Linked DNA regions of Homo sapiens: region 2 is linked to region 1. A link is a loop called in an ENCODE intact Hi-C map of the cell type or tissue named here. Cell type or tissue: PC-3. All regions are shown on one strand. Links, peaks and the distances in the headings refer to the core of each region. The heading gives the core; the rest is flanking DNA. Region 1 overlaps ABCA13 (ATP binding cassette subfamily A member 13). Region 2 overlaps ABCA13 (ATP binding cassette subfamily A member 13).

Evidence for each region. A loop is a pair of places that touch in the nucleus more often than their neighbours do. Peaks named below come from ENCODE experiments on the same cell type or tissue, not always from the same donor. Only the 100,000 strongest peaks of a DNase experiment are listed, where the experiment ranks them.
Region 2: a loop joins it to region 1, with 2.8 times the contacts of the local background. A loop is called at or near these places in 1 of 110 quality-filtered maps.

The regions. Positions count from the first base shown.
Region 1 is chr7:48,353,065-48,368,788 of GRCh38, reverse strand. ABCA13 (ATP binding cassette subfamily A member 13) reads right to left here. Exons shown (of 62, transcript NM_152701.5): 32 at 881-995. Among named protein-coding and RNA genes, the nearest start is that of ABCA13, 190 kb to the right of the region's middle. In PC-3, for the core only: no CTCF peak of the experiment used is centred there; a DNase peak (open chromatin) is centred at 8,018; H3K27ac peaks cover 881 bases.
Region 2 is chr7:48,244,002-48,259,725 of GRCh38, reverse strand. ABCA13 (ATP binding cassette subfamily A member 13) reads right to left here. Exons shown (of 62, transcript NM_152701.5): 11 at 15,023-15,150; 12 at 14,114-14,214; 13 at 13,696-13,863; 14 at 11,282-11,487; 15 at 10,375-10,514. Among named protein-coding and RNA genes, the nearest start is that of ABCA13, 80 kb to the right of the region's middle. RefSeq lists an enhancer at 13,726-14,925. In PC-3, for the core only: no CTCF peak of the experiment used is centred there; DNase peaks (open chromatin) are centred at 7,785 and 9,085; H3K27ac peaks cover 3,554 bases.

The DNA of each region.
Region 1 (15,724 bases), core at 4,001-12,000:
GTGTGTGTGTGTATATGTATATGTGTGTATATATATATATAAATGTATATATATAAATGTGTGTGTGTATGTGTATATATATATATATATATATATATATACACATACACACACACACACCATGGGATATACTCATCCATAAAAAGGAATGAAATAATAGCATTCAGAGCAACCTGGATGGAATTAGAGACTATTATTCTAAGCGAAGTAACTCAGGAATGCAAAACCAAACATCATATGTTCTCACTCACGTGTGGGAGCTAAGCTATGAGACACAAAGGTATAAGAATGATTCTTTGGACTTTGGGGACTCAGAGTAAAGGGTTGGGGATGGTGATTGATAAAAGACTATACACTGGGTACAGGGTACACTGCTCGGGTGATGGGTGCACCAAAATCTCAGAAATCGCTACCGAAGAACTTATTCATGTAACCAAACACCACCTGTTCCCCAAAAAACCTATGGAAATAAAAAAATTTAAGTTATGATAGTTTCAAGTTTTATAACAGTATTACAAAAAAAATAGCAGGGTCTCTACATAAAAAATTCTAAGCATAAATTAAGATGGGAAGTCTGCTGCTATGTTTTTCTGGGTTTTAAAAAAGTTGCTGAATGAGGAACACTGGCTTTGTTCTTGCAATCTCATGTGGCTATTCTTTGGCTTTCTTTCATGTCAGTGGAAAATATCTGGCATTGCTTCAGACTTCAACATAAAATCTTCTTTCTGGAACAGGGACTCAGCTATTTTGTACACCAGAACCCCAGCAGAGGAGAGGGAAGCAAAACAGAGAGGCTCAGGTTGGTTATGGGACAAGATCCATTTCCAAAGTCCCCAGCCTCCCTATCTTTGTCTCCCAGGCAAGGTTTAAGGATATTTACCTCTTCTATCTGTATCTCCTGCTCATACACCAACTTTCTGACCATGCTGGCCACAGACACCATCCACGTCAGCATCATTATCAGTGGAAAAAAGAAACCAACGTTGTTCAGGAATCTGTAAGGGGATAATTCAGTCAGCATCCGGAGACAAGCAAAATGACTCTACTAATTTTTTACATTTTTCTTCCAAGTTAGAAAGCTCTTTCAGGAGTGATATCTCCTTTGGTCATTTCTACATGCCTGTGACTTAGGTAGGAGGGCCATGATTGGTGTGCTGATTTTGTAGGTATGCAAATTCATGAAGGAACCCATGAAGGAGACACAACTGGTTCGAGATCTCTCAGAGAGCCATAGCCCAACCACAATACTCTCTGACACCTGCCATAGGCAGAGCAGGTTGGAGCAAAGCAGGTCATTAATCCATGCCTGCCATTTCCCCCATTTAATTGGGACCATTATCTATCTTCAATTATTGATATTAATTGATCACAGATTATCATCTACAAAATACGTGAAAATTGGCAAATGAAAGTCTTCCTTTCTATTTTCCTAACACTCATATTTCAACCCACTCTAACTGGGCTCCATTTCTAATATACACTTGAAATGACTCTTATCTAGGGCATCAATGACAGTCATGCCTCAAAATCCAATGAGAATTATCCAGTCATTTTCCTTCTTGAGTTCTCAGACATGTTGGATGGCATTGGTCATTCCCTCCTCCTCTCTTTTCTCTTAGCTTCCAGAACAACTCCCAGCTTTGCACCCACATCTTGGCAACTTCTCCTTTACCTGCCTTTAAATGTAGGCATTCCTACCTCAAGCTGGACCCTCTGTCTTCTCACCACATACTCTCTGAGCTCTAAATCCACATAATAATTATTTATTCAACATTGAGACCAACTGAAGGTACAAGCCGTGTTACTGGGCTGGTGATACATGAATGAGCCAAACAGAAAAAGGTCCTGCCATTAAGGATCTTTCATTCCAGTGTGTCGGCAAGGTGGGAGGGGACATAAAATAATCCAATAAACACAGAGATTGCTATGTTCTGTCTCTGCCAAAACTCATGTTGACATTTAATTGCCCATGTGATGGTATTGAGAGGTGATGCAGCCTTTAAGAGGTGTTTGGGTTATGGGGTCTCCACACTCATGAATGGATTAATGCAGTTCTCATGAGACAAGTTGAGTTTCCAGGATACTGGATTGATAGATTCCAGGTACTTGAGATAGCTGGCTGTTATGAAGCAGGGTTGCCTCTCATGTATGGAGCGCACACCCTCTTCCCCTTACACTTTCCGCCATGAGTTGAAGTGGCATGACACCCTCAGCAGAAGCTGACCAGAAAGGCTGCCTGATCTTGGACTTCCTGCCAGAATTATGAGCCAAATAAATTTCTCTTCTTCACAGACTACCCAGTCTCGGGTATTCTGTGATAGCAGCACAGAAAGGACTAAAACAGAGATGCATAATATCAGGTAGTGATAAATGCTATGAGTAAAAAAGAACTAGCTTAACCAAAAGTGAGAAGGAATGCTATTTCAGACAGGGTGATTAGCTGAGCTGACAGCGGGAAAAAAATACTCAAGCAGAAAGCGGATGAAGTAAGGAAATGAGTCACACAGGTATCTAAAGGAAGACTGCTCCAGGCAAAGGAAAAAAAAGGGCAAGGACCAGAGGTTGGAGCAAGCAGAACACGGGTCACAGTGAAGCCATCAGGTCCTGGGCTTTTCTTTGATGAAAGACTTTATATTAGAGCAGAAATAAATAAAATGGAGACTAAAGCTTTGATTACTATGGTTTTGTATTATATTTTGAAGACAAGTAGTGTGATGCCTCCAGCTTCATTTTTTTTCCTCAAGATAGCTTTGGTTATTCTGGGTCTTTTGTGGTTCCATATAAGTTTTAGGATTTTTTTCTATTTCTGTGAGGAATGTCATTGGTATTTTAATAAGGATTGTATTGGATCTGCAGATTGTTTTGGGTAATGTAGACATTTTAACAATTTTTTTAATCAATAAGCATAGGATATCTTTTCATTTTTTATGTCCTCTTTAACTTCTCACATCACATCAACATTTCATAGTTTTCTTTGTAGATATCTTTCACTTCTTTGGTTAAAAACAGACACATAAACCAATGAAACAGAATAAAGAACACAAATATAAACCCACACATTTGTAGCCAACACATTTTCAACAAAGGCTCCAAGTTCATACATTGGGAAAAGGACTATCTCTTCAATAAATGATGCTGGAAAAACTGAATAACCATATGCAGAAGAATGAAACTAGAGCCTTATCTCTTGCCATATACAAACATCAACTCTAAATAGATTAAAGACTTAAATGTAAAGCTCAAAACAATAAAACTACAAGAAGAAAATATCAGAGAACTGCTTCAGGACACTGATTCTGGACAAAGACTTTTTGTGTAAGACCTCAAAAGCACAGACAACAAAAGCAAAAATAGACAAATGATGTTACATCAAGCTAAAAAGCTTCTGCAAACAAAGGAAACAATCAGCAAAGTGTAAAGACAACCTACAGAATGGGAGAAAATATTTGCAAAGTATCCATCTGACAAGGGACTAATAGCCTGAATATACAAGAAACTCAAACAAATACAATAGCAAGAAACCCACATAATCCAATTAAAACATAGGCAAAAGATCTGACTCAATATTTCTCAAAAATAAACGACCACAAATGGCCAACAGTTATACAAATATATGCTGAACATCATGAATCATCAAAAAAATGCAAATCAAACCCACAGTGAGATATCATCTTACCCCAATTGAAATAGCTACTATCAAAAAGAGAGAAAATAACAGACGCTGGCAGGGATTTGGAGAAAAGGGAAAACCCACACTCTGTTAGGTGGGAATGTAAATTAGTAGAGACACTGTGGAGAACAGTATGGAGTTTCCTCAAATAACTAAAAAATATAACTACAATATGACCCAGCAATTCCAATGCAGAGTGTATATCTAAAATAAAGAAAATCAGTATATCGAAGAGATATGTGCACTCCCATGTTTATTGCAGACTTATTCACAATAGCTAAGATATGGAATCAACCTAAGTGTTCATCAATGGATGAAAAGATAAAGAAATGTGGCATATATACAAAATGGAATATTATTTAGCAATTACAAAGAAAAAATCCTGTTATTTGAAGCAACACGGATGGAACTGGAGGACATTATATTAAGTGAAATAAGCCAGACACAGAAAGACAAATATATGTTCTAACTCATACGTGGGAGCTAAAAATAAAATGAACTCATTGAGGTAGAAAGTAGAGTAGTGAGTTACCCAGATGCTGGGAAGGGTAAAGGGGAGGGGAAGATAATTAGAGGTTGTTTAGTGTGTACAAATGGAGGGAAGGGATAAGTTCTAGTGTGCAATAGCACACTAAGGGAACTGTACTTAACAATAACTTGTATATTTCAAAATAGCTAGAAGACAGGCTTTGTAATATTCCTAACACAAAGAGATGATTGTTGAAGTGATGGCTATCTCAATTACCCTGATTTGATTATCACACATTGTACACATGTATCCAATTATCACAAGTAACTCATGAATATGAACAACTACTGTGTATCAATAAAAAAGCAAAAAAAAGTTACATTGACTAGCGTGAGAAGCCTTCTCCTAGACCCTATTTCCAGGGAAACAGAAGACGGAGGCTATGTGAGAAATCCATATGTTTTCAGGAAGCACTCTATCTTTGTGGCAATGGAAAAGTAAGCTTTTGAGCTGTAAGGTCATTAATGGCACCTGGTCCTCACCACCACCAGGACCCTCTTGCAGATACCTGGACAGGAATATCCAATTCATTCCAGATGAGTAACAATCACGGTAACAAAAATTTAGCACAACATTTGGGCAAGAAATAAAAAGAGATTGAGAGTTGCATAATTATTAACAAGTGAAAAACCCATGCGAAAAAGTTGGTCTCATTGAACAGATGATAATAGTGAACATACTTTTTGTCAACAATTTAAATATATTTAAACAATTTAAACAAGGCAAGCCCCTCTATAAGAAACACCACACAGCACAATCATTAGAATTGAGTTAATGAGATGGTAAAGTAGCAGAAAGATATAAAATGGGAATTGGAAGAACTTAGAAAAAATATGTGAAAAAAACTAGCCATCAGACAAAGGAGAATAAAATTGGAAGAAACACAGGCCAAATTGATACTGCACAAAATACAGTAAGGGATGTAGAAAATAGGTGCAAGAAATGCAACTAAAGGAAACAGGAATAGAGTTTTTTAAAATGTAAAAATCTATTGATTAGAAACACAGGGAAAAGAAACGCAGGCAATTAAACTCCCTGAAAAAGAAAAACTAAGTATTTCTAAATTTGCAAAGCTAGAATACATCAAGAGTCTCCATTAAAAAAAATTAAAATCTACACATCCAAAGGACTTGTCTTGTCATCATAGAAAATTGTCCTAGAATGTTCAACAATGAAACATACTCTTATAAAATTTATTGCGTTTTCAAGCTACTGGCAGCTTGCCAAAATTACCAAGTTATATAAAAGGGAGAAAATAACAATGTGGCCCCAGATTTCTCCATAATAACATTTAAGACCAAAGACAATTTTTACAGGATACTTAAGGAAGGAATGAACCAAGGGTTTTCTATTCAGCCAAGATGTCCTTCAAATATAAATGCTACAAAGAGTTTTACGTATGTAGGAATTCAGGTTATATTATCTTATGAGAGCTTCTTAAGGAAATTACTAGATGGCAAACTTCATCCCGCCAAATGATGACTGGTAAATTACAGTGAAAGGGCTGATGGTAAGCAATGAGTACATTTTCCTGTAAAAGCAAGACTAAAACAAAAACAGGAATTAAGGTTACAAGACAGATTGGAAATGCTACTATTCCCTGAAATGCAGAAATGATATGAAAAACAAATGGAAGGATAATGGGGAATGAGTTAGAGACGAAGAAAAAGTTGGTGCATGCCAAACTCAAATACTATTTTTTAAAATATTGGCAAATGTAGAATATTAGTATAAGTGTCTTTAACAGTACAAAAGGCAACATTAAGTAAGATTAACAATACCAGCTAAAATTGCATGATGGACAAGAGAAAATATATGATGAAATAAGAGAACATATTTTAAGTTTTTATTGCTTGTGATAAAAAAACAAGGGTTTATATTACTTATATAATGTTATAATTATAAGGTAACCACTACAATAATAATAAAACATTATTAAATATTAGCTTAAAAGAAAAATTATAAGCATAAGAAACACAAGATAGAGGCAAGACTATATATAATTTATAATTGCATTTTATACTATCAAAGAATTAAGGCCACATATATAAGAAGCTATATAATGCATACAAGAGACACACTTGAAACAAAATGCTTCAGAAAAAATTTAAATGAAAGGATGGGCAAAGTCATATCAAGCAAATAGAAACACCAAAAGGCAAAAAAAAAAAAAAAAAAAAGAAGAAGAGGAAGAGTGAAGAGAAGGGAAAAAAAGCAGAGTTCACCATTTCAATATCAAACAAGGTAGAGTTATGTCCACAAAGCATTAAAAGACACAATTATTCATAGTAATGCACACAGTAACAAAGCACAAATATCCAAAAGCCAAACTCCACAGGAAAAAGAGAGAAGGACAACCAAGTAATAAGGGAGTATAATTTACCTATCCCAGTCTAAGACAGATCAAGACGACATAAATTAAGGATAGAAAAATCCTACATAACAAAAATAACACAGACCAAATTCTCTGCCCTAAAATAGGGAATTAGAAATTCTTTTCAAGTGTCTACAAATCATTCACAAAAGTGGGTTATATATTACTTGATACCAAAACAGAAATAATAAGAATCATATTTTGACTGCAATTCAGAAATTAAGATTTAGCAACAGAACTTGGCAATTTAGTATATAATGCAATTTTTGTATTTTGTCCCTCTGATATGTAAAAACATACTATTACAAAGCAGATTTAATTTGTATGTTTCTTATTACAAGTAAGCTGTGTAAACATAGTTTTTCATATATTTAAAATTCTTGAGAATTTTCACCTGGAAATTAAAAGAAGCTTTATTTAAACAGCTCTTGGGTCAAAGAGAAAATAGAAACCTGTACTGCATGCATCTAGAAAACAATAAATTGTTAGCTACATATGAGATCTATGGGATATAAGGTAGGAGTTGAAAGAACAGTCATTACCTTATGTTAAATATATTACCTACATAATATATTTAACTACAAATATTTAAGAAAAAAACTAAAAATAATGAATTAAACTTTAGTCTCAAATTATAAAAGAATATATTGAAGATACAGAAAAGTAAGGAAGTAATAAAAATAAAAGCAGAAAAAGTTAGATGAGACAAAAGAGAGAATTGATGAAGTCCAAATAGGGTTCTTTGAGAAAACAGAAGTCAAATAAGAAAAGAATGAAATAACTTGCACATCATGAATTTTTAAAATAAGGAAAAAGCATGTTAAAAGAGGAGTAACCACACCGAGAGAGGAATGAAGGAGGATGAGTAGGGAGAAAGGGAGAGAAGAAAATTGTTTCATTTTTTGACTTTAATTTCTCTCTTCTAGGATCTTAATAATTGGAAGTGGTTCATATTTAAAGTTGAAGCATTATGTATTATGTATCACCAACAACAACTGCACTGAGTACCAAGTTTTAAAGAGGTGCTGTGATTCTCGTCCCTTGCAGTCTCCACTAGAGCGGGGTCACAGCAGAGCAGATTTAAGTCATTCGTAGTTTTCTTGTCTTTTTTTTTTTTTTCCAAACAGGGTCTCACTCTGTTGCCCAGGCTGGAGTACAGTGGCATGATCTGGGCTCACTGTAGCCTCAGCCTCCTGGGCTCAAGCAATTCTCCCCTCTCACCCTCCCAATTAGCTGGGACTACAGAACACACCACAACGCCCAGCTAATTTTGTTTATTTTCTGTAGAGATGGGGTCTTGCTATGCTGTCCAGGCTGGTTGTCTCATCTTAATACGGTCATAACAATCCCTGCTCTCCAAGCTTCCTCAAGGCAGGACTACATCTTTCCCTACTACATATGTCATGCGATTACAGTGCATGACACATAATAAGTACTGCGTAAATAGTTCCCAAATGAGTATGTAGCACAAAAACTTTCAGGCTAACTCTTGGCAAGACTTTGCGATTTCTAGTTTGTAAAACATGAATCACAACGACAAAGAATGAGGGACTCATCCCAAAAGAAAACATAAATAAACAAATAAGTGTCTATTTGGAACAGGATATTAAGTGTGAATTATTTTCTCTATTTTCTTCACTCTTGAATATCACTTGTTTATAGAACTAAAAATAAAAAACATACACACAAAGGTCAGGGATGTCTCAGTAACCTCAGAAATAGGATTTTCCTCTTATCAGGAGAGCATGAATCAAACTAAGAATCGAGAATATTCTCTGTATGTTTCCCCTTCTCTGGAACCCAAATCAAAGAACTATCTATAAATTATACCATTAGGAAATTAAACTCTCTCATGTCCTTTGTAGGGACATGGATGAAGCTGGAAACCATCATTCTGAGCAAACTATCACACGGACAGAAAACCAAACACTCCATGTCCTCACTCATAGGTGGGAACTGAACAATGAGAACACTTGGACACAGAGTGGGGACATCACACACCGGGGCCTGTCATGGGGTGGGGGAGGGGGGAGGGATAGCATTAGGAGATATACCTAATGTAAATGACGAGTTAATGGGTGCAGCACACCAACATGGCACATGTATACATATGTAACAAACCTGCACGTTGTGCACATGTACCCTGGAACCTAAAGTATAATAAAAAATAAAATAAAATAAAAGTAAAAACAAAAAAGGAAATTAAACTCTCTTACTTCTTTAAGCCTTTCTAAAGGGATACTCTGATCTTCACAAACACTAATTGTCACCATTGCTTTTTCTGCAGGTGGACTTTTTGGTTTCCATTTTAGTAAGCCTTGCTCCTGGTATTTGATCTGTTACTTGCCTCTGTCAGCACTATCAGTGAGTGCAATGACAGAAAAGTCATGGGCGTGTTGGACCAAAGTCTTACTATAGAAAGAACCACCCTGAGAAATCAGCTGGTTTTTGTTGCTGTTGTTGTCTGTTTTTTGTTTTGTTTTCTCAGGATGTAGGACTTTGAGGCAAGTGCAGGGAGGAGGCAAATTTCCAGCCACCACCTCTCACATCAGCCCGGCCTCTGCCCTTCCCTGCTTCTGCCCCTCTCCACCGGCCTCCATCACCACTACTGCCCAGGACCAGTCCACATCAACCATGGGGAGACAGGACATAGCTGGGGGCAACTGCTGAAGAGAAGGACCAGTGCATTTGGCCTCCACTTTCTCTCTCTCCCTTTATCCTCCCTTTCCTTTTCATGGAACCAGAGGCACACTCATGTTGCCCCTGTCACTTGCTAGCTCTGTCTCCGCTGCCTTCCGCACAACACAGCCAGCTGAAGTCTGACGTGATTTGTGAATTGGAGGTGAGTGGAGGTCAGGGAAGGTGAAGTAAGGGGCATTTAAGACTCTAGTGTTCCTGACTCAGCCATTGCCAGAGTCATGCAGATTGACCTTCTGCATCAGTAGGTGGAGGAACTTTCTCAGATTTGAAGCTGCCCAAGAATGGAGTGGGCTGCCACTCAGAGCATCCCACCCATTCACAGTGCCTGGCGTTGCCCCTCACAAGTCTCAAGGTCTCCTCAAGCAGGATAATTCACTGCGCACTACAAGCCAATGCACTGGGCAGACAGCAGTTAATACCCCGTATGAGCTGAGGAGACCGACACCCAAAGCTGGCGCAAAACTGGCCCAAGGTCCTGCGAACCAGCAAGTGTCAAAGCTGGCACCCAAATGCAGTTTTTTCATCCCAGTTCTGTCATCATGTCAAGTCTGAGACTCTAAAGGGATCCAGGAAGCTCGAAAGAGATCGGATAAACTTAGAAGGTGAGATGCACTGTCAAGATCCAATATGTCTAAAGAAGGAGACTTTGAGACCTTAATTCAGACTCTCAGGTCATACAGATTCTACCAAGAAATTCTCCTATATTTTACTAGGTAGAGGAAGGCATGAAATCAATTGTGAGCAACCCAGTGCTGCCACTTTTACAGTATCTGTATCTCCCTTTTCGCCCCTTATTAGTTATGAATGTACACTAACTACTGCATTAAGCAGTGAGTTTCTAGACCTCAAGAACTGCATAGTGCTGATCTCTGCATCCATCCCAGCATAGAATGTGTGTCATACAGTGAATATGAAAACAAAATGTTTCTACATAGATGAATAGAGGAATAACTATATGAGTGAATGATGAAGGCCCTTGAAATAATTTACCAGAGGCAGAGCAAACAGTGGATCTAAATGAGGGTGTTTTGGAATTTGGCTAGGACTATTCTTCATTGCACACTACAGTGTCATTTATCACACAACAATTGTCACCACTGGCCCTTAGGCACTAAACATACACTGGTCCCCACTGTTACCATCAAAACACCCCATACACTTCCAAACTCCCACCAACCAAGGTTAAGAACTACTGCTCAAATCTGAGCTCTGGCTAGGATATAAGAAAACATGCCAGGCAGGCATTGTCCCCTCCCCTCCCCTCCCCTCCCCTCCCCTCCCCTCCCCTCCCCTTCCTTTCCTTTTTCCTTTCCTTTCCTGTCCTGTCCTGTCCTGTCCTGTCCTGTCCTTTCTTTTTTTTCTTTTCTTTTCTTTGAGACGGAGTTTGCTCTTGTCACCCAGGCTGGAGTGCAATGGTGCAATCTCAGCTCACTACAACCTTTGCCTCCTGGGTTCAAGCAATTCTCCTGCCTCAGCCTCCCGAGTAGCTGGGATTACAGACGCGTGCCACCATGCCCAGCTAATTTTTGTATTTTGAGTAGAAACCGGGTTTCACCATGTTGGCCAGGCTGGTCTCGAATTCCTGACCTTGTGATCTGCCCGCCTCGGCCTCCCAAAGTGCTGGAATTACAGGTGTGAGCCACCACACCCGGCCGAAAACATACCAGACTTTCAAATACAATGGAGTGAAATGGCAGCCAAGTGACCAAGCATCCTGCACAAAGTGCTTAAAAGTAGCAAGTGGCAATTAATAGTTTATTTGGGGAGTGAGGGGTATTAAGATGCTGTGAGATCTTGGGGGAAATAACTTACCCTATCAGCGTCTCAATTTCTTCCACTGTACTTTTAAGGTTTTTAGAGAATAAGTGAGATGATTTTTTTAAATGTGATACAATTTTAAGAGATTACTTTGCTGCTGTTGAGGGAAAGAACATAGACAAATTGGAGAAACGATTTGCTGAGGTTTTAATGAGAAACCATCCTCCTCTGCCCAGCAAGGAGATAAGTTTGTAAGAGCTGTGTGGGGCTTGAGAAAGTGAAGAATTGTAAAATTTAATGAGGGTTTTTCTTCTCCTTCCCACTACAGTTGGTATCACCAACAAATTACCTGCGTTGGTGGGACAGGACAGAGCCTGCGGGCAACAGAGGGGGCTTCCAGCAGCTCTGAGCGCTGAGGGTCATCAAGAATGGGAATTTCTGCTGAGAACAATGACTATTGACTAAATGGAAGAGAGAGGTGTTTAATAAAGTTACCTGAAGTAGAGCCCAAGGAAGAGAAACAATCAAAATAAATAAAATGAGAGGTCCTCTCACTGGTCTGTTGTGGATCAAGCTGATTTTTTTTTAAGCAGGAATTCAACATTTCAAGCATGAGTGGCTGTCAACCCTTCACTCTCCACTTTGCCCAAGACACATCAAAGTCCAGATGCAACGCCTCACGGGAGCCATCACTCAGCCTGACCCAGCACGCTCCATTTCTCCTTCTCTTGAACCCACCCCAGGGTGGTGGGAATTGAAGCAGCCAAAAAGCAATAGAGGAAATAACAGGTGACCTTTCAAATAAATATTCTTTGTGCATATAAAACAATCCCAGGATATTGTTGTGGTTTTTGTTTTCTGAAAACCTGTTTATTAAGTTGGCTTATTCTTTGAAGCAACACATTAACATTTGAATTCCTTTATATTCATGAAGTACACACTACAGTTCCAATCATAAAATTATTCTATGATAACTGCCTATGAATCAGGGGGTTGATAGGAACATGCAATTTCAAAAACTGCTGCTGCCTATCCATCTCTACAGTCTCCAGCAACATTTTCCAATGCATGCCTTTCAGGACATTAGTTCCATGAGCTGCTGGTAGATACTACATGAAAAATAAAAGGAGGAGAGAGAGAGATCTGTGTGCAAGAAAAGTGGAAAATTTTTAGTTAAATAGAGTTAAACAGGTTTTGTTACCACAGGTGAATTGCCATGTTCCCACCTATAGTAGGTCTCTCCACTTGTTGAGGTCTCTTCCCCTTGACTAATTCAGGACACAGCTGTCCCCCCCGTTTATACACTACCAATTTTCCCATCTTACTGGACTATTCCCCAGGTAGCATCTTATATTTAAAAAAAAAAAAAAGACTTCTTCCAAAAGAAGAAGAAGAAGTCACCTCCCATTTCTTCCCATTGAGAGCTGTCTGAGTTCACTCTCCAATTCTACCCCTCCAAGTCTCCATTCTGTCCACTCTAATTTGGCCGTCATTCTCACCACATCATGGAAGCTACTCTCTATGAAGTCCTGGATGGTGTAAATCCAATGGTCGATTATCTGTCTTTACCTTATTTCACCCATGAGCCACATATGACACACTTGATCACTCCTCTTCCTGGAGTCTTTTGCTCAGCTTGACCTCCAGGATTCCACACTCTGTAGGTTTTCCTCCTGCCTCAATGATACTTTCTCAATCTCCTCTTCTCATTTACCTCTTCATGGGAGGGGCCCCACATTTGGTCTCGGCCCTCTCTATTTTTCTATCTATACTCCTTCCCATGGTAATATCTTAGAGTTCTAAATGCCATCAAAATCGGGGAGACTCCTAAATTAATAGATCCATACATTGTCCCAGCCTCCTGAACAAATCTGCCTACTAGACATGTCCAAAGCTGAGTTTCTATCCTTATCCTCCAAACCTCTACCCACAGTTTTTCTATTATAGTTAGAGATAATTCCAGCAATCCAGTTACTTGGACCAAAATAGGGGAATCTTCCTCGATGTCTCTCTATCACGCCCTCATCAAATCTTTTGGCAATTCTGTTGCCTCTACTTCCTGAATGCAACCAAGAATCAGACCACTTTTTACCAGCTTCTCTGCTACCACACTGGACCAAGCCACCATCATCTCTCACCTGGGTTATTACAACAGCCTTCTAAATGATTTCTCTGTCCCACACATACCCCTACAAGCTCTTTTCCACCCAACAGCGTGAGCAAGACTTTTACAGTATAAGTCAGATGATGACATCACTCCTGCTCGAAACTCTCCAGCAGTCTTTTAATACCACTCCAGTCACCTGCAACCATGCAATCTACAATCAGCTCTTTGACTTCATCTCCCACCCTCTTGCCCTTGTGCACTCTGCTCTGGTGACTCTTCACACATACCCTAGGCCACTCCTACCACAGGGCCTTTGCATGGGGGGTTCCTCTGCCCTAGAACACACTTCCCCTTGTGCTTCTGCATCCCGTCAAGTCTTTGTTAAAATGCTACCTTCCTGATAGGGTCTACCCCATCCACATTAACAATTCCATCTTCCCCTCCTAGTGTCCCTGACCCTGCTCATCCTATTTCCCAGCTCCACGGCACTTCCTGCTTCCTATCATTCAATGCAATTGTCTTCTTAATTGTATTTGTGGCACCTCTGCTTCCCTGGACTGGAAGTCTCACAAGAGCAGGGATTTTTACCTATTTTCTTTACTGATTCACCTATTTTCTTTACTGATTTACTTATTTTCTTTACTTATTCAGTCTAGAGACTGACAAATAGTACATAAAAGTCATTGAATAAATTCATAAATTAATGAATATGTAGCTCATTCAGTAAGCAGGAGGAAACTGCTAAAAAAATTTTAACAAACATTGTCTACAGTACAAACTGTGCTTTAGGATTTTTACTCAAGTGACTGAGTTCTTTCGAGATCTCAGACTGTGTTTCAATCACTGCAGGTACTCTAAGCCCTCAAGAAAGGGAGACTTCGAAACAAGAGATAAAAGATGGATATAGCACAGTGAGAAATCTCAAAGATTTAAATATTTCAGAGAATTAAAATACTTCTTCATCTTTCTCAAAGAAATAAAGCAATACTTCTGAGGAGTTATATTGCTGTATCCCAGTAGTAGAATAAGAGAGGTAATTCCATGAGATCAGAATCATACCTGGGTATTCCACTCATTCCAACGTTTTAGGCTGGAATGTTTCTCATACATCAGAATTTATCTTCAAGGGGTGAAAAAATATGTCTCCATCCATGTCCCTCAATTCCTCCTTTCTAGCTCTCTTGCAATGTCTGTTAGCCATACACTATGATCAGTAGGAATTGAAAACTGATTACTCAGGCCATTTCTGGATTTCCATCAATACATTTGTAGGAGTGTATGCTGTTCTTCCCATCGTGCCTTCTTGGGAAATATCCTATGTCAGAGTGGACAAAGTAAACCCCCAGTCTCCTCCTGTGAACCGGAGCAGAGGGAATTGTCATGTTCCCATCCACGTAAGCACAACCCCGCTCTTTCATGGGTGGAGATCATAGCATACTTTGGAGCTAGAAGGAGATTGTCAGAATGCAATAGATTTCAGGTTTGCCTTTAGAAAATGAGCATAATAAAACTTCGGCTTCTCCCAGTATCTAACACAGATCACTAATTCTCAGAGCTCTCAGGTGTTTGCACTGGGTATGAAGTGTCTGTGCATGACAACTAGCCAACAACAGCACTTTTCTTCGGTTCTGCTCCTGCTGCTATCACCTCCAAGAAACATGCTTTAGGAGCAGAAAATCACAGGTTGAAAATGTTCATAGCCAAAAATATCATCACTTTGAAAAGAAAGAAAAGCTATCATTTTACAAAGAAAGAAGTTAAGAGGCTTACTAACAGTCTGCCTAACAAGGCAGCCCCTGAGTGAAAATGTCGCCTTAGTCTCTTTCTTCCTGACCTTTTGTTCACCGCACCACACTAGGCTATCCCAAGATGAGTTCAATCAGGTGGTCTTCAGCCTTTTATCCTCCCACTGTGGGAAAGTCCTTCCTGTACAACCAGCATTTTCATAAAAAATGTGTGGATGTGCTATTATGTATGCAGCCTATCACTAGACAGGAAGGAGGGGTCAAGACATCAAGTCACCTATCCTCACGTGTGTGTCGCCCAGTCACCTGGAGAGGCAGTCCTGACTTCTGCTTGGTGGTCCATGGCTCTGCCCCAGTCAGGGGTGGGAGGTGCCATGAGTTGTTACTGGCAGTGTTTCGATGAAGGATGAGTACTTGTCCCTGTTCTCATAACTAAGAGAACACGCAAACCGGTCCCTTCAGTAGCCTCATGTTCAGCCACTTACTTCCTAGTGTGCTTTTGAGAGAGGGTAGGAAGGTGGTACCTTCCTGAGGCCCTGCATCAGAGCCAGCATGCAGGGATTGCAAATGAATGACCTACATTATCCAGAGCCAGGCCAGCTGTGGGAGCAGAATGCTTATGAGAACAGTATGCACCATGAGGAAAGTAAGAAATCCAGGCTGAGCCCCACAGCCCACAGCAATACGGCTCACCCCGCTTTGGTGAGCTTTGAAGTCTGTTCATTGTCTGAACCTGCCAAGGTGTCCAAGCTCACCCTCAGGTTCACTGAGCCCCAGTCCGACCATAGTCTCCCGTCCTCTCTGCAAACATCCCCTGCCTGGCCTCCCTGATGGCTGTTTT
Region 2 (15,724 bases), core at 4,488-12,487, 110 kb after region 1:
AAAAACACTTAAGTATATAGATCATTAACATTACAAAGAAACCACACAATCAAGTCTGCATAGTAACCAACTAACAACATGATATCAGAATCATATCTGTACATGTTAATATTAACCTTGAATGTAAACAGGCTAAAACTATGCATGCTCCAATTAAAAGACACAAAGTGGAAGTTGGATAAAGAAGTAAGACGCCATATGTGTCTTCAAGAGACCCATCTCACATGCGATGACACCCATAAGCTGAAAGAAAAGGAATGAAGAAAAATCTACCAAGCAAATGGAAAGCAGAAAAAAAGCAGGGCTTGCTATAGTTTGCTTTAGACAAAACAAACTTTAAACCAACAATAATTTAAAAGACAAAGAAGGGCATTACATAATGGTAAAGGTTCAATCCAACAAGAAGACCTAGCTATCCTACATATATATGCATCCAACACAGGAGCATCCAGACTCATAAAATGAGTTCGTAGAGACCTACAATGAAACTTACACAACCACACAATAATAGAAGGAGAATTCAACACCCCACTGACAATATTAGATCAAGACAGAAAACTAACAAAAATATTTGGGACTTGAACTTGACACTTGACAAAATGGGCCTAACAGACTTCTACAGAATCCTCTACCACAAAATAACAGAAAACACATTCTTCTCACGTGCACATGGCACATACTCTAAAATCAACCACATTATTGGCCATAAAAACAATCCTCAGCAAATTAAAAAAAAAAAAGTCACACCAAACACACTATCAGACCACAGCACAATAAAAATAGGAACTAATGCCAAGAAAATTGCTCAAAACTACACAATTACATGGTAATTAAACAAACTGCTTCTGCATGACTTATAGGTACAATAAAATTAAGGCAGAAATATAAAATTCTTAGAAAACTAATGAGAACAAAGATACAACAAAGAATCTCTGGGACATAGCTAAAGCAGTGTGAAGAGGGAAGTTTATAGCACTAAACACCCGCATCAAAAATTTAGAAAGATATAAAATTCATAACCTAACATCACACCTACAGGAACTAGACAAACAAGAGCAAACCAACCCCTTCTGCACATGGTTTCTGCAAGCAAGCTAGCAGAAAACAAGAAATAACCAAATTCAGAGCTAAACTAAGGAAAATGAAGACACACACACAAAAAAACATACAAAAGATCAATGATGCAGAGCTTGGTTTCTTGAAAGAATAAATAAGATTGATAGACTGTTAGCTAGGCTAATAAAGAAAAAAAGGGACAAGGTCTCAATAAACAATCAGAAATGAAAAAGGGGACATTACAACTGACCCCAAAGAATTTTTTTTTAAAAGCCTCAAAGACTATTACAAACACCTCTATGCAGACAAACTACATAAACTGAAAGAAATGAATGAATTCCTGGAAACATACAAATTGCCAAGATCAAAACAGGAAGAAACTGGATCCCTGAACTGATCAATATGAGTTCTGAAATTGAATCAGTAATTTAAAAGACTACCAAAAAGGTCAGGCATAGTATTTCACACCTGTAATCCCAGCACTTTGGGAGGCCGAGGCAGAAGGATTACTTGAGTCCAGGAGTTCAAGACCAGCCTGAGCAGCATAGCAGGACCCTGTCTCTACAAAAAATTTAAAAATAAGCTGGGCATGGCGGCACATGCCTGTAGTTCCAGATACTAGGGAGGTTGAGGCAGGAGGGTTGCTTGACCCTGGGAGGTCGAGGGTGCAGTGAGCCTCGACTGCATCACTTCACTCCAGCCTGGGCAACAGAGTGAGATCCTGTCTCAAAAAAAATAAATAAATAAGCAACAGGTGAATTCTACCAAATGTATAAAGAAGAACTGATACCATCCCTACTGAAACTAATCCAAAAAATTGCAGAGGAGGGACCCCTCCCTAACTCATTCTATGAGCCTAGCATCATCCTGATACCAAACCCTGGCAGAGACACAAAACAACAACAACAAAAATTTCAGGCCAGTATGCTTGATGAACATAGATGCAAAAATCCTCAACAACATACTATCAAACCAAATCAGCAACACATCAGAAAGCTAATCCACTACAATCAAGTAGGCTTTATCCCAGGGTTGAAAGTTTGGTCCAACATATACAAATCAGTAAATGTGATTTATCACATAAACAGAACTAAAAACAAAAACCACATGATCATCTCAATAGATGCAGAAAAGGCTATTGATAAAATTCAACATCCCTTCATTTTAAAAACCCTTAACAAACTAGGCAATGAAGGAACATACCTCAAAGTAATAACAGCCCATCGATGAAAAACACACAGCCAAAATCATACTAAGTGGGAAAGAGCTAGAAGAATTTCCCTTTAGAACTGTAACAGGACAAGGATGACCACTCTCACCACTCCTATTCACCATAATACTGAAAGTCCTATCCAGAGCAATCAGGCAAGAGAAAGAAATAAAAGGCAGCCAAACAGGAAGAGAGGAAGTCTCCAAACAGGGATAGTTTTATCCTTGTTTGCAAGATGATACAATCCTATACCTAGAAAACCCCATAGTCTGCCCCAGAGCCCCTAGATCTGATAAGCAACTTCAGCAAAGTTTCAGAATAGAAAATCAATGTACAAACCAACAATATCCAAGATGAAAGCCAAATCAAGAACAGAATCACATTCACAATAGCCACAAAAAGAATAAAATACCTAGGAATACAGCTAACCAGGAAGGCGAAAGATCTCCTCAATGAGAATTAAAAAACACTGCTCAAAGAAATCACAGGTGATACAAACAAATGGAAAAACATCCCATGTTCATGGATAAGAAGAATCAATATTATTAAGATTTCCCAAAGCAATTCACAGATTCAATGTTATTCTTAACAAACTACCGATGACATTCTTTACAGAATTTGAAAAAACTATTTTAAAATTCATATGGAATCAAAAAAGTGCCCGAATAGCCAAGGCAATCGTAAGCAAAAGAGCAATGCTGTAGGGATTACATTACCCACCTCCAAACTATACTACATGGCTACAGAAACCAAAACAACATGGTACTGGTAAAATAATAAAAATAAAAAATAAAACACATATACCAACGGAACAGAATAGACAGCCCAGAGCCCAGAAGTAAGGCCACACACCTAAAACCATCGATCTTTGACAAAGTTGACAAAAACTAGCAATAGGGATAGGATTCCTTAATCAATAAAAGGTGCTGGAATAACTGGCTAGCCATGTGCAGAAGATTGAAGCTGGATCCCTTTCTCATCTCATATAAAAAAATCAACTCAAGATGGATTAAAGATTTAAATGTTAAACCTAAAACTATCAATATCCTGGAAGATAACCTAGGCAATATCATTCTGCACATGGGAACAGGAAAAGATTTCAAGATGAAGATATCAGAGTTATTGCAACAACAACAAAAAATCGACAAATAGGACCCAAGTAAACTAAAGAGCTTCTGCACAGCAAAAGAAACTATCAAGAGAGTAAACAGACACCCTACAGAACAGGAGAAAATATTTGCAAACTATGCATCCAACAAAGGTCTAATATCCAGAATCTATAAGGAATTTAAAAAACCAACAAGCAAAAAACAACCCCATTAAAAAGTAGGCAAAAGACATGAACAGACACTTTTTAGAAGAAGACATGCACATGGCCAATAAGTATATGAAAAAATACTCCACTGCATTAGAGAAATACAAATCAAAACCACTGAGATACCATCTCACTGCAGTCAGAATGGCTATCATTAAAAAGTCAAAAAGTAACAGATGCTGGTGAGGTTGTGGAGAAACGGGAACACTTACACACTGTTAGAGGGAAAGTAAATTAGATCAACATCGTGGAAAACAGTGTGGCAATTTCTTAAAGAACTGAAAACAGAATTACCATTTGACCCAGCAGTCCCATTATTGTGTATATACCCAAAGGAATGTATATCATTGTACCATAAAGACACATGCACACATATGTTCATCACAGTACTATTCACAATAGCAAAGTCATGGAATCCAGCTAGATGTCCATCAAGAGTTGATTGGATAAAGAAAAGGTGGTACATATACTCCCATGAAACACTACACAGCCATAAAAAAGAATGAAATCATGTCCTTTGCAGTAACATGGATGTAGCTGGGGGCCAGTATTCTCAGAAAATTAATTCAGGAACAGAAAATCAAATACCACATGTTCCCATTTATAAGTGGGAACTAAATATGGTGTACATATAAATATAAAAGTGGCAACAATAGAAATTGGGAGCTAAAGATTAGGGAAAGAGGGGTGGGCAAGGGTTGAAAAACTAACTATTGGATACTATGTTCACTACCTGGGTGATGGGATCATCACATACTGTCTTAAGTATTAATTCCTTTAATATTATGAAACTTATTTATAGATAAGGAAACTGAAGCAATTTGCCACCAAATCACATGGCTAATCTGTTGCAAAGCCAAGATTAGAAACTAATTAGTCTGACGTCAGCATTCAAGCTCTTTACCACAACACTACTCATGCTGAGAAAGCTTCTCAAGGCTGAACTACTGAGTCACAGGCACAGCCTTTCTCACTCAGAGGTTAGTGACATGACAGCTTTGAATTCTAAATTGGAAAAAAATTTCTGTATGTAGCAAACTAGATTGTTGTAGTCCAACCCTTCCACTACAAACATCCAGAAAAGTGAGAACAATATTTTTAATGATTTTTAAGGCATCAGAGAGCTACTGAGGCACTGGGAATTTGTGTGCCAACATTACAGAATAGGGAAGACAGGAGAGATGAAGTCCAACATTTGAAGCTACTTTTCCACTGTGGGCAACTGTTGTTTCCAAAACAAAAATGAGGGAAGAGAGGCTACGAAAATAAGAACTTTCAAAAGCCTCACAAGACTAGGAAAGAAACTGAAATTCACAGACAGCTGAGGAAAAATTGCCTTTAGTAAACACCACAAATTTAGCTTGATACCCCCAGAAGGCTACACCCCAGTAGTAAAAGAAGACAAGAAACAATTGAGCTCTCACAAAGTTTCATAGCATGCTCAAAAATAGTTTAATTCCTGACTGAATTAAAGCGATATGCCTCCACTCTCACTGCCTGCCAGAAACAAAACTAAAGCACCTCTGGAGGAAAAAAAAATCATGCAGAGTGTCGCATTATCTCTACATATAATGTCTGAAATGCATTTAATAAAAAGATTTATGTAGAGTGCTTTGGGTGTCCAAGGCAGGAGAATCTCTTAAGCCCAGGAGTTCAAGATTAGCCTGGGCAATATAGCAAGACCCTATCTTAACAAAAAAATAAAATAAAAAAATTAGCTGCAAATGGTGGTATAAGCCTGTTGTCATAGCTACTTGGGAGACTGAGACAAAAGGATCACTTGAGCCTCATAATTCGAGGCTACAGTGAGCTATGGTTGTACCACTGCATTCCACCCTGGGCAATAGAGTGAGACTCTACCTCTTAAAAGAAAAAAAGTTGTATAAAAAAACAATAGGAATTGGGGAAAAAAATAGGAAAAGCATACAATAGATACTGACACCCAGAAAATAAAATTATTGAAGTTATCAGGCAGAAAATATTTAGTAAAACCTATAAAATAAAATGAAAATTCTAGAACATATAACTGAAATTAAGAATTAAAGGAGTAAGCTTAATTAAACACATTCTGCAGAAAGAATTTCTTAACTAGAAAATAAATCAGAGAAAAACCACCCAGACTGAGGCATAGAGACTAAAGAAAACAGGAGGAACAATATAGAAAAAAGAAGAAACATTTGGGACACACACACGAACACACACACAGACACACACACACGTAAGTACAGTCCTAATAAGAAAAAAAAAGAAATTGAGGTAAAAGAAATATTTAAAGAAATAGTAATATGGAATTGTTCAAAGACAATAAATATATAAGTCCACACATCTTAAGTCCTCAAGATGGATAAATATGAAGAAACATTCCAGGTGTTGTAGCTCATGCCTGTAATCCCAGCACTCTGGGAAGCTGAGGCAGGTGGATCACTTGAGCTGAGGAGTTTGGGACCAGCCTGGGCAACATGGCGAAACCCCACTTGTGCAAGAAATACAAATTAGCCAGGTGCTGTGGCATTCACCTGTAGTCCCAGCTACTTGGGAGGCAAAGTCAGGAGAATCACTTGAGCCTGGAAGCAAAGGTTGCAGTGAGGTGAGATTGCACCATTGCACTAGAAATCAGTTAAGAAGATGCAACAACCAGGTAAATCCCTAATAATGCAAGAAAATGTCACACTCATTGTGAAATTTTGTGACATTTTTCTCATTCACTCTTCATCCCCTTCATGGCACAATATGCCACTGTCAGGAAGATGTGTATCAATTTCAAGTTCCTCCCTCAGTATACAAGGGAAAAAATAGAACTTGCTGGCAATATTTGGCTTGCCTAGGGGCTGCCGAAGTGACTGGTTTCTGTCTTGCCTGATGTAGAGCACAGATGAGAAAAGTGGCATAGTTTGGATGCCAGGTTGGAGGCCACTGAAAGCAGCAGTCAGTCACTGTGGCATGTTAGAGCTGCAGGGAGTCTGCAGACCTGCAGGCGGCTAGGAGTAATCAATTATGGACATAGGAATACAATAAACATCCAAGGCTTTTGAGATGAACCAGGAGACTGAATAATACATTTTAAAGCAGATAGTATGTATGCAGGGAAGTGGAATAAAAACACACACTTAGGCTTAGGGAATACACATCTTCAGAAAAGATTTAAAAGACCCTGAGCCTTTAAAACATTTTGGGCAATGAAGGTCTTCCCCTGCACAAAGCCATGCTACAAAAGCTGGGGGAAGTGGAAATTTTTTTCAAGTGTCCAAATCTCAAGAGAACGTATCAAGACATACCAAAATAAAACAGAGTAACATGAATGATTCAAAGGAACCAGATAAATCTCCAGAGATTGTCCGCTAAAGAAATGCAGGCCTCTGACTTACTTGATAAATAAATTAAAACAACTACCTTAAATATGGCCAATGAACTCAAAGAAAACACAGTGAAAAACACAAAACTAAATCTAGAAAATGGTTTATAAACAAAGTGGAATATTAGCAAAGAGAGAGAGATTACAGTCATATACCACATAATGATGCTTGGTCCCGTAAGATTATAATCGTATATTTTTACCTTACCTTTCTGTTATATAGGCTTAAATACACAAATACTTACTATCATGTTACAATTGCCTACAGTATTCAGTAGAATAACCTGTATATGTTTGTGGCCTAGGAACAATAGGCTAACCGTATACTCCAGGTATGTAGTAAGCTATACCATCTAGGTTTGTGTAAATATACTCTATGATGTTTGAACAATGGAAAAATTGCCTAACAATGCATTTCTCAGAACGCATCCACATTATTAAGTGATGCATGGCTGTATTTACAAAGAACCCGACAGAAATTCTGGAGCTAAAAAATAGAATAACTGAATTTAGAAATTCAGGCAAAAGAAAGAACCCACAAACTTAAAGATGGGCCATGTGAAACAATCAAATCAGAGGAGCAAAGAAAAAAAAATGAACACAGCCCAAGGAACTTATGAGACACCATCAAGCCAACCAATGTACACATGCAGAAGACGAGAAAAAGAGAAAGGGGCAGAGAGTGTATTTAAAGAATTAACGGCTGAAAACACCCCACATTTGAAAACTAAATGGATATACAAATGCAAGAAGTTAAAAAACTTCAAGTAGCATAAACCCAAAGAGACCCATACGAAGCCACCTCATAATGAAACTATTGAAAGTCAAAGACAAAGTGAGAATCTTAAAAGCAGCAAAAGAAAAATGACTCATAACATACAATGGAGCTTTTATAAGATTACCAACTGACTTCTCTTACATGCCAGAAGGCAGTTGAATGACATATTAAAATGTGTGAAATATACCTAGAGCTCGGCATAGAGGAAAATTTATTGTCTTAAAAGTACCTATTAGAAAATAAGAAAATCTGAAAGTCAAGAACAAGAAAAAGAACAACAATCACACTAAATTTACTAGAAGAAAGAAAATAATAAAGATAAAAAATAAATTAATAAAATAATATACATATTTAGTAAAAATATTTTTTTTAAATTCCGTTTCTTAATAAGACTAGTTATATTTCTGTGACAGTGCAAGCCTTTTCACAGAGATCAGCCCCCAGCAAGGGTCTGTCCAAAGAAAGTAGAGTGGTTAAGCTTACAGGATCCAGAGTGAGACTTCCTGGATTTGCATTCTTGACTTTGATGCTTAATACTTTTGAGACCTATGCTAGGAATAAAATCTTTCTGAGCCTCAATTTTCTCATCTGAAAATGAAATCATAATGGTACCTATCTCACAGGTTGAATGAGGATTAAACAAGATAATCATAGAAAGCACAATAAATATTTGCAATTATCAGTATCATTGAGACTTCTGAACCACAAGCCTGTTGCCACTATTGCATATCACTCTCTGTAGCCTGTTTCTGAAAAGAGTCAAAAGTGGGCAATAATAAGTGATAATGAGGACAGGTAGTATAGGAGAAAGTTAAAGTGTAGGATGAGTACTCAACCCAGAAGAACATGGCCAACTCATTGGAGAAGTTACCATCAACCCAATACTGCTGCTATACAGAAGAGTTTTATAGTGTAATCTGTAGAAAATGCAAAGGCCCATCTTACCATATGTGGATTTGATACTGAGAGCTACAGAGGGAGTATCTCTGGCAGCCTCTAAAAGTAGCAGTTTAAAAAACAGCATGAAATAAGAAAAGGCAAGGTCGTAATAGCCACAGAAAAGGAATGAGAAACTCCCATTTCCTGTCCAAGTCCCTGACGTCCAAGATGCAGGCTTTCTAAGGAGAAGCTGATAACCCCACTGTGATGGAGCAGTGTCATGGCATGCTGGAAAACCAGGGCAGAAGATAATTCCCAAGGAGAGATGGAAATAGACAACCAGCTCTAGAGTAAAAAAGCAGAGGTCAGAAGTGCAAGTTTTACATGCTGGCATCTTTCCAAAAAGTAGATCTCTGGGGAACAGGAGGACTCCCTGTGAATCATACAGTTATGAGTTTGTAATATTTATATTTTAGGGAATTTTTGGTTTTATGAAGCTGATAAGGAAAGAGGTGAGCCATTAACATAATAAAAACATACATATATATTTGGTCTAGGCCATTGTTTCCTGACAGGCACATAGCTGCTAAGACCCTTGGAATGTAGGAAGTGGTGTCTTTTTGTAGGCTAATGAATGACTGGTGACTAGAGGCGCTGGATAGCCCCAGAATGGGGGCTGATTGTCAGGGGAACCAACCCTGTAATTAGAAGGTTGGAACTTTCAGGTTCTCCCTCCTCCCATTCCCTTACCTGCCTTCTAACCTCTAGGTAGGGGAGAGAGGGATGGAAGTTGAGTCAATCACTAATGTCCAGTGATTTAATATATCATGCCTACATAAGGAAACTTCCATAAAAACCCAAAAGGACAGTGTTCAGAGTGCTCATAGGTTGATGAGGACATGGAGGTGCTGGGAGGGTGATAGGCCTGGAGAGGGCATAGAAGCTCCATGCCCCCACATACCTCACCCTATGCATTTCTTCCATCTACTGTTCCTAAATTATATCTGCTTAATAAACCAGTAACCTAGGAAGTAAGCTGTTTTTCTGCATTCTGTGACTTGTACCAGCAAATTACTGAACACAACGAGGGGTTCATGGGAATCCTGATTTATACCCAATTGATCAGAAGTGAGAAGGGAAGCCTGGACTTGGGGTTGGCGTCTGAAGTAGGGGCAATCTTGTGGGACTGAGCCCTTAACCTGCAGGATCTGATGCTAATTCCAGGCAGACAGTGCGAGAATTGAATCGAATTGTAGGACACCCAGTTAGTGTCAATGGAGAAGTGGAGAATTGCTTGTTGTGGAACAAATCCACACATATGGTCACAGCAGTGTTGGAAGTGTTGAGTGTGTGTATAGAGAAAAACAGTTTGTGTTTTCTTCTATAGGTTCATGGGGAGTTGTCCCCAGTGTGAGCATCAATCTTAATGCTAAGTAAAGTGAGAAGGGCCACAACAGAAAATCTGGACTCTTGTGAGTAGGATCATGACTAGTCTGCATATAGAAGTATTTATCACCCAAACCAGGACAGTCTTGAGAGTAAAAGCAGTCACTATTATAAATTTTGCAGGAACAATGTAGCTCAGTCAAACCAGGACTTCTGGTAAGTCTTGTCATAATTGATGAGAAAAAATTATATGAAGTAATCACAATGCCAAATTGTGCTTGGAGAGCCACCCATTTTAAGCCCCGCTTTGTTAAATAGGATGGACTCTCAGGAAATTATGTCACCTCACTAAAAGGGGAAAGCATCCCCCATTCCTGTAGTTTAGGCTACTGACTTACCCAATAGTCTGTTCTGGAAACTCTCTTGCATATTTACATATTGGGCCACTTCGCAAGTCTTCCTGATAAACTTTTTGAAGGCTTTCCAATAATATGCTTGTTCCAGGAAAAATTGTGTTTTTTCAAGTGTATGAAATATCCTGCAATCAAAAAGAATCCAGAGAAAATTAAAATTTAAAAATGATCTTGCAGATGACAGATCATTATAAATTTTTCTAAAAACAAATATATGCAAATGCATGGCAGTCCACTTATGTAAGGAAATAGAATCTTTCAAATAGTTCTACTAATTTTTTAAGTTTGTTTACAAACTCCTCTACCTCGATTTGAAAAATAAGGAAAAGCAATTTATGAGAATACATAAAATATAAGACAATAAATCAAGAAGGACAAAAAAAGAGGAAAATTAAAGGCCATAACAGGAAGTGAACTTAAATATTAAGAAAATATATATTCCCTATTTGACATATTTGACGAAGAACATCCTAGCAGTCAAGGAAAATGGAAATTGATCACACATATAATTCACAGAGTCATAAAATAAAATCAAGGCGAATTTTCTGTAGAGTTACAGCTCCCAAGAGAAGCTTCCCATTTGTACTTAGTGCACAATTTCTGAGTAATTAACAAGAACTTCCATCACATGCATACCTTGGACTTACCAGGGATCCTCAATTTCTAATGAAAGATTAAGTCAGTGGTTAAACATTAAGGGAACTCTTTCATATTTTACAGTTATTAGATGCTTTCCAACAGTACCAGTAGGTTAATATTTTTAAAATAAATTGAACCTCTTTCTATTCAAAATATAATCTACCATATTGATCTATCATTTGTGTAGAAGGGGCAGTTGAAATCATTCTGATGTCCCAATTGTTTATAAGTTTCCCACCAAACATGTACTTACACTGTGGAGACAAGCTGGTGCTTACAGTCACTAGAAAAGACATCATTCTCAGGAGAGGGATCAGCTCCCAGCAGCAGGAAGAGCCGAGTACAGGAAAGGCTTGCTTCTGACAGCTGCATCTCAAGTTCCTGCCAGTCCAAATATTCTTCAGGTATTAAAACTGACATATTTTTGTGCCAAGTAATGACCTCTTGCAAAATACGATCCTTAACAAGAAAAGAAGATATTGCTTATAATAAATAAAGCAATTCAGATGTGGGTATTTGAGACGCAGCCTTGACCCTGTATCACTAAACAAGGGGTCCACTCAAACTGTACATCAAAGATCGTGCCCTATGGCATGGTAATTATCTAAGTTATAGTTCTAGACTTGAATCTTTACTCATGTTCAGGTTAATAAGTCCAAAAATAAAACTTAATCCAATAATAAAGTAGGATGGGACTCAGTGTCATAGCTATCTGTGTTAGCTAGTTGCAACAAGTAGCCTGTGAACCAGACCCCCTGAGAGTCTCACTCTCAGTACCACCTTCCACAATTCCTCTAGGCTGAGATCTGGCTCACGTAAACCCATAGAATGCAGCTGAAGTGAATTGTGCCAGTTCTAGTTCTACCTTCTCTGAGGACTGGCAGCTCCTACTCTCCCTCCTTGCCTGTTTTTGCTTGTGTGTGGGATCCCTGGATAGCCATGTCAGAAGTCTGGCTACCCTGCTGAAAGGCCATATGGAGAGGTTACCTGGAGAAGAGACATCTTGAGTCTGAGAGGAGGATGAGAGGCCCTCGTCTCAGTATCCTAGCTAACCAGACTCCAGCCCTCACGGCCATCTGACTGCAACTACATGAATGATGCCCAGTAAGACCATCAGAAGAACCACCCCACGGAGACTGGTCAACCCAGAGTCAGAAGAGCGAGAAAATAATGTGTTTTGTTTTAGGTCACTGAGCTTTGGGGTGATTTGTTAGTGATACGTATCGTAGGCATCATCCAAAAGGCTACCTCAAGTATATGTAACCTATAAATACATAGTTCCCTGCTTCGTATGAGACTACAAGTTAGACTTTACAGATAAAAATAAATTTGAGATAGGATTTCTGCCAGGAAAGAGCTGACATCTAGTAGCAAGAAAGGTATTTGCAAACAGGTAATGTTTTTTGTGCCTGCATGCATTCACATACACTTTTCTTATTTATTTTCTTTTCTTTATTTTTTTAATAGGGTCTCACATTGTCACCCAGGCTGGAGTGCAATGGTGTGATCATGGCTCACTGCAGCCTTGACCTGCTGGGCTCAAGCAATTCTCCCACCTCAGCCTCCTGAGTAGCTGGTATTACAGGCATGTGCCACCACATCTGGCTAATTTTTGTTTTCATTTTTGTAGAGATGGGGTTTAGCTATGTTGCCCAGGTTGGTCTTAAACTCCTGGGCTCAAACGATCTGCCCACCTAGACCTCCCAAAGTGCTGGGACTACAGGCATGAGCTACTATGCCCAGCCCTTCACATATAATTTTCTGCCTGCTTAGCATCCTCTCCTGACTTCTCTTTGCTTCCAAATCTTACACCTCATCTAAGGCTCATTGACTTATTTGGGAAGACTCCTAGATGCTGAGCTCCAAGGCTCTCACTGTTGTTTGCCCTTCTCTACCAAGATAGTGTCTTCTTCATGTTTGTACTCCCTTCAGCATACTGTCATGCACAGAGTAGATGCTAAGAAATCGGTGATTGAATTATGCACACTATTCAATTACTATCCCAATTTTCATTTTGCTGAGACACCATTTATATTTCACTAGTTTCATTATTTCACTGGTTTTATTTCCATGGTATATAAGGATATAAAAAAAAAAGGTAATACTGAGAGAGAAAAATGAACTCTAAAAATATAAATATTGTAATTTTAATTCTCAGTAAGAAGAATAGGGCTGGAACTTGACAAAATAATCTTTCCAAACAAATCGTTCAACATTCTGCAGTCCCACTTGAGCGCTGAACAGGGGTAGCCCATTGTCCTGGGCAGTTACATGAGAGGAATATGACTTTTAAAGCTTGTAACCACTCAAAGCCACAGTTTTGCTGGGATTGACTAATCACCAGAGACTCCTCTGCTTTTCTTAGCATGTGCAGCCAAGAATGAAGCAGATCAAGGATCCAGGAAGCCAGAAAAGAAGAAGTGGTATGTTTTGAAAGTTTGAGGAATTTCAAGTAGGTTTTGGCCAGGCGGGTGGCATACAACCTTTCAGTCAGACAGAAAGGCCAGCATTGAAGGGCAGCTGGAGTTCAGAGAGCCAGCTTCCTTTAAGTGTGTGGGCTTACGGCAAAACTTTCCTCATCGAAACTCCAGGTTAAATATTAGCATCTTTGGTGAATTTAATCTTAAATTTGTGCCCTTAGAAGAGCTAAGATGGTAGAATACTTACAGCATCCTCTACTGAACCAAGTAGCTTGTTTAAAACACTCGTCTCAGAGGAGTTACAATAGCACAACAGTCCCTGGAGACCACCCCATATGCTGGAGTTTCCAGGCGGCAAAAAGACCTCCTTCTCAGAGAAACGACCATTCGGGCAGACAGCATTCTTCGCCAACATCTAAAAGATTAATAAGAGTGGGAAGGAGTAACATTTAAAGAGGCTTAGATACCCTCTTCATGGGCTCAAGAACTGCAAATATAATAAGCAATGATAAACATTTTAAACACAACATAAAGTTTTGAAAAACCTGCATATTGTTCCCTTTTTTAGCTAGCACAATTCACAAAAGGAGCAAAACTGAATATTGCATGAGCTTCTTGAATGTTTTATTAAAAATGCTTATTTATAATTATTTGTTGTGCTTTACCTGTTTCAGCTCCCAAAAGAACACATCCTTTTCCAGTTTCAATTGGTTAAGTTCAAACCATTTAAAATCATTAGCTGATGTCTCCAGGCAAATGAGGACTTCTGCAAAGTAGACAAATTGATTATTATTCACCTAAGGTAAGTAAGCTTGACTTTTATACATGGCCATGAATCAATAAACTGGATCCTGAAAACATGGATTTTTTAAAAACTTGACCTATTATTATACATTTTCTTCTCTTCCTTAGAAAGGAAAACAGGAGTCATTGTAATATCATTTTGTCCTTTCCAAAGACTAGTGAGAATGAGTTTTTACTTCTAAAGTAACATCCCCCCTCACTTTTTCCCTCTCCTCCCTGAGAAAATGAAAAGGCTGCAGCCCATCTGGGCAAAAGTCCAAACCCAACTTCCTCAGAAGAGGGAAGAAAGAATAATGCTCACCATAGTCAAGAAAGTTCAAAGAAGGGCATTCTGCAAACCCAGGGGGAACACACTCTCCCTACCGGACACCAAGAAGCATTGGTGGGAGGAGGCAGTAGAAGGAACAGAATACAAAAGATACGCTTATTCACAACGCACTCTGGTCCCTTTCCAGCCTGAAAACCACAGATGCTGCCGTGAATGTGAAAGTCAACCCAGCCTTAGGACACTGCTTGTCATAGGCCACAGCATGGGCTTAAGGAAAACAGAAGGATGCGCTCTTCACTGTGCCCTTATTGTTTATTTAGCCTTGGTGTGCTGTATTTTAAATCCCCTAGAAGGCATCAGAGTAAAGCATAAATATGCATATGACACCAGCAAAGTTATCTCCCAACTTTACAATGTGTCAGGCAGTTTCAAGTCCATTTTCCAATAAATTTCACATTTACTCTTAGTGAGTCAGGGACAAATAACACCAAAGCTAGCTTACCTTGGACAAAATGTAAATTCTGAGCTATCGCATTTCTGAGAGCTCCATCAAGCTGAAGAAATCTCTTCAGTGCCGGCCACTGGGGCAGGTTTTGCAGCAAGCTTTGCAATTTCCACAGATGCTGTAATCTGAGGGCAAAAATAAATAAATGAAATAAAATGAAAAGTAGTTCGAAGTGCCAATTAGGGAAATAAAAATTCCGTTCAAAGGAAAATATTCCACTGCTTTGAGAAGTGTGTTCACTAGACTGAAAGTCACACTTCATCACACAACCAGGTTCTTGACAAATTGCATTGAGTCACCTGATTGGGAGATTCTTTCAATACTGAATATGGATTAAACATTCTCTTTACCCCAAAATGGGAAAGTATATTCCTAGGTGTGTGTAAAAGAAGTGAGGGTTAGGATAAAGTTTCACATGGGGTCTAAAAACATTTGCCTTGAAGCCTATAGTTAATGAGATATAGAAAAATATTTTGAGAAAAGTTTCAAAATATAGAGATGGTGTGTGATGGTATACAGGACCCATCGCAGTGGTCCCAACTTGAGCCAATTGGCAATGCCTGTAGGATTCTCCAAGGTCAAAGGAAGAACGACCACCCAGGCAGCTCAATACAAATAGTCCCTAGAATGTCAGACTAACGGGCTCCAGACATGGAAGAAACAACTGAGAAGAGAAGCTGGAAAGAAAATGAGTTTGAT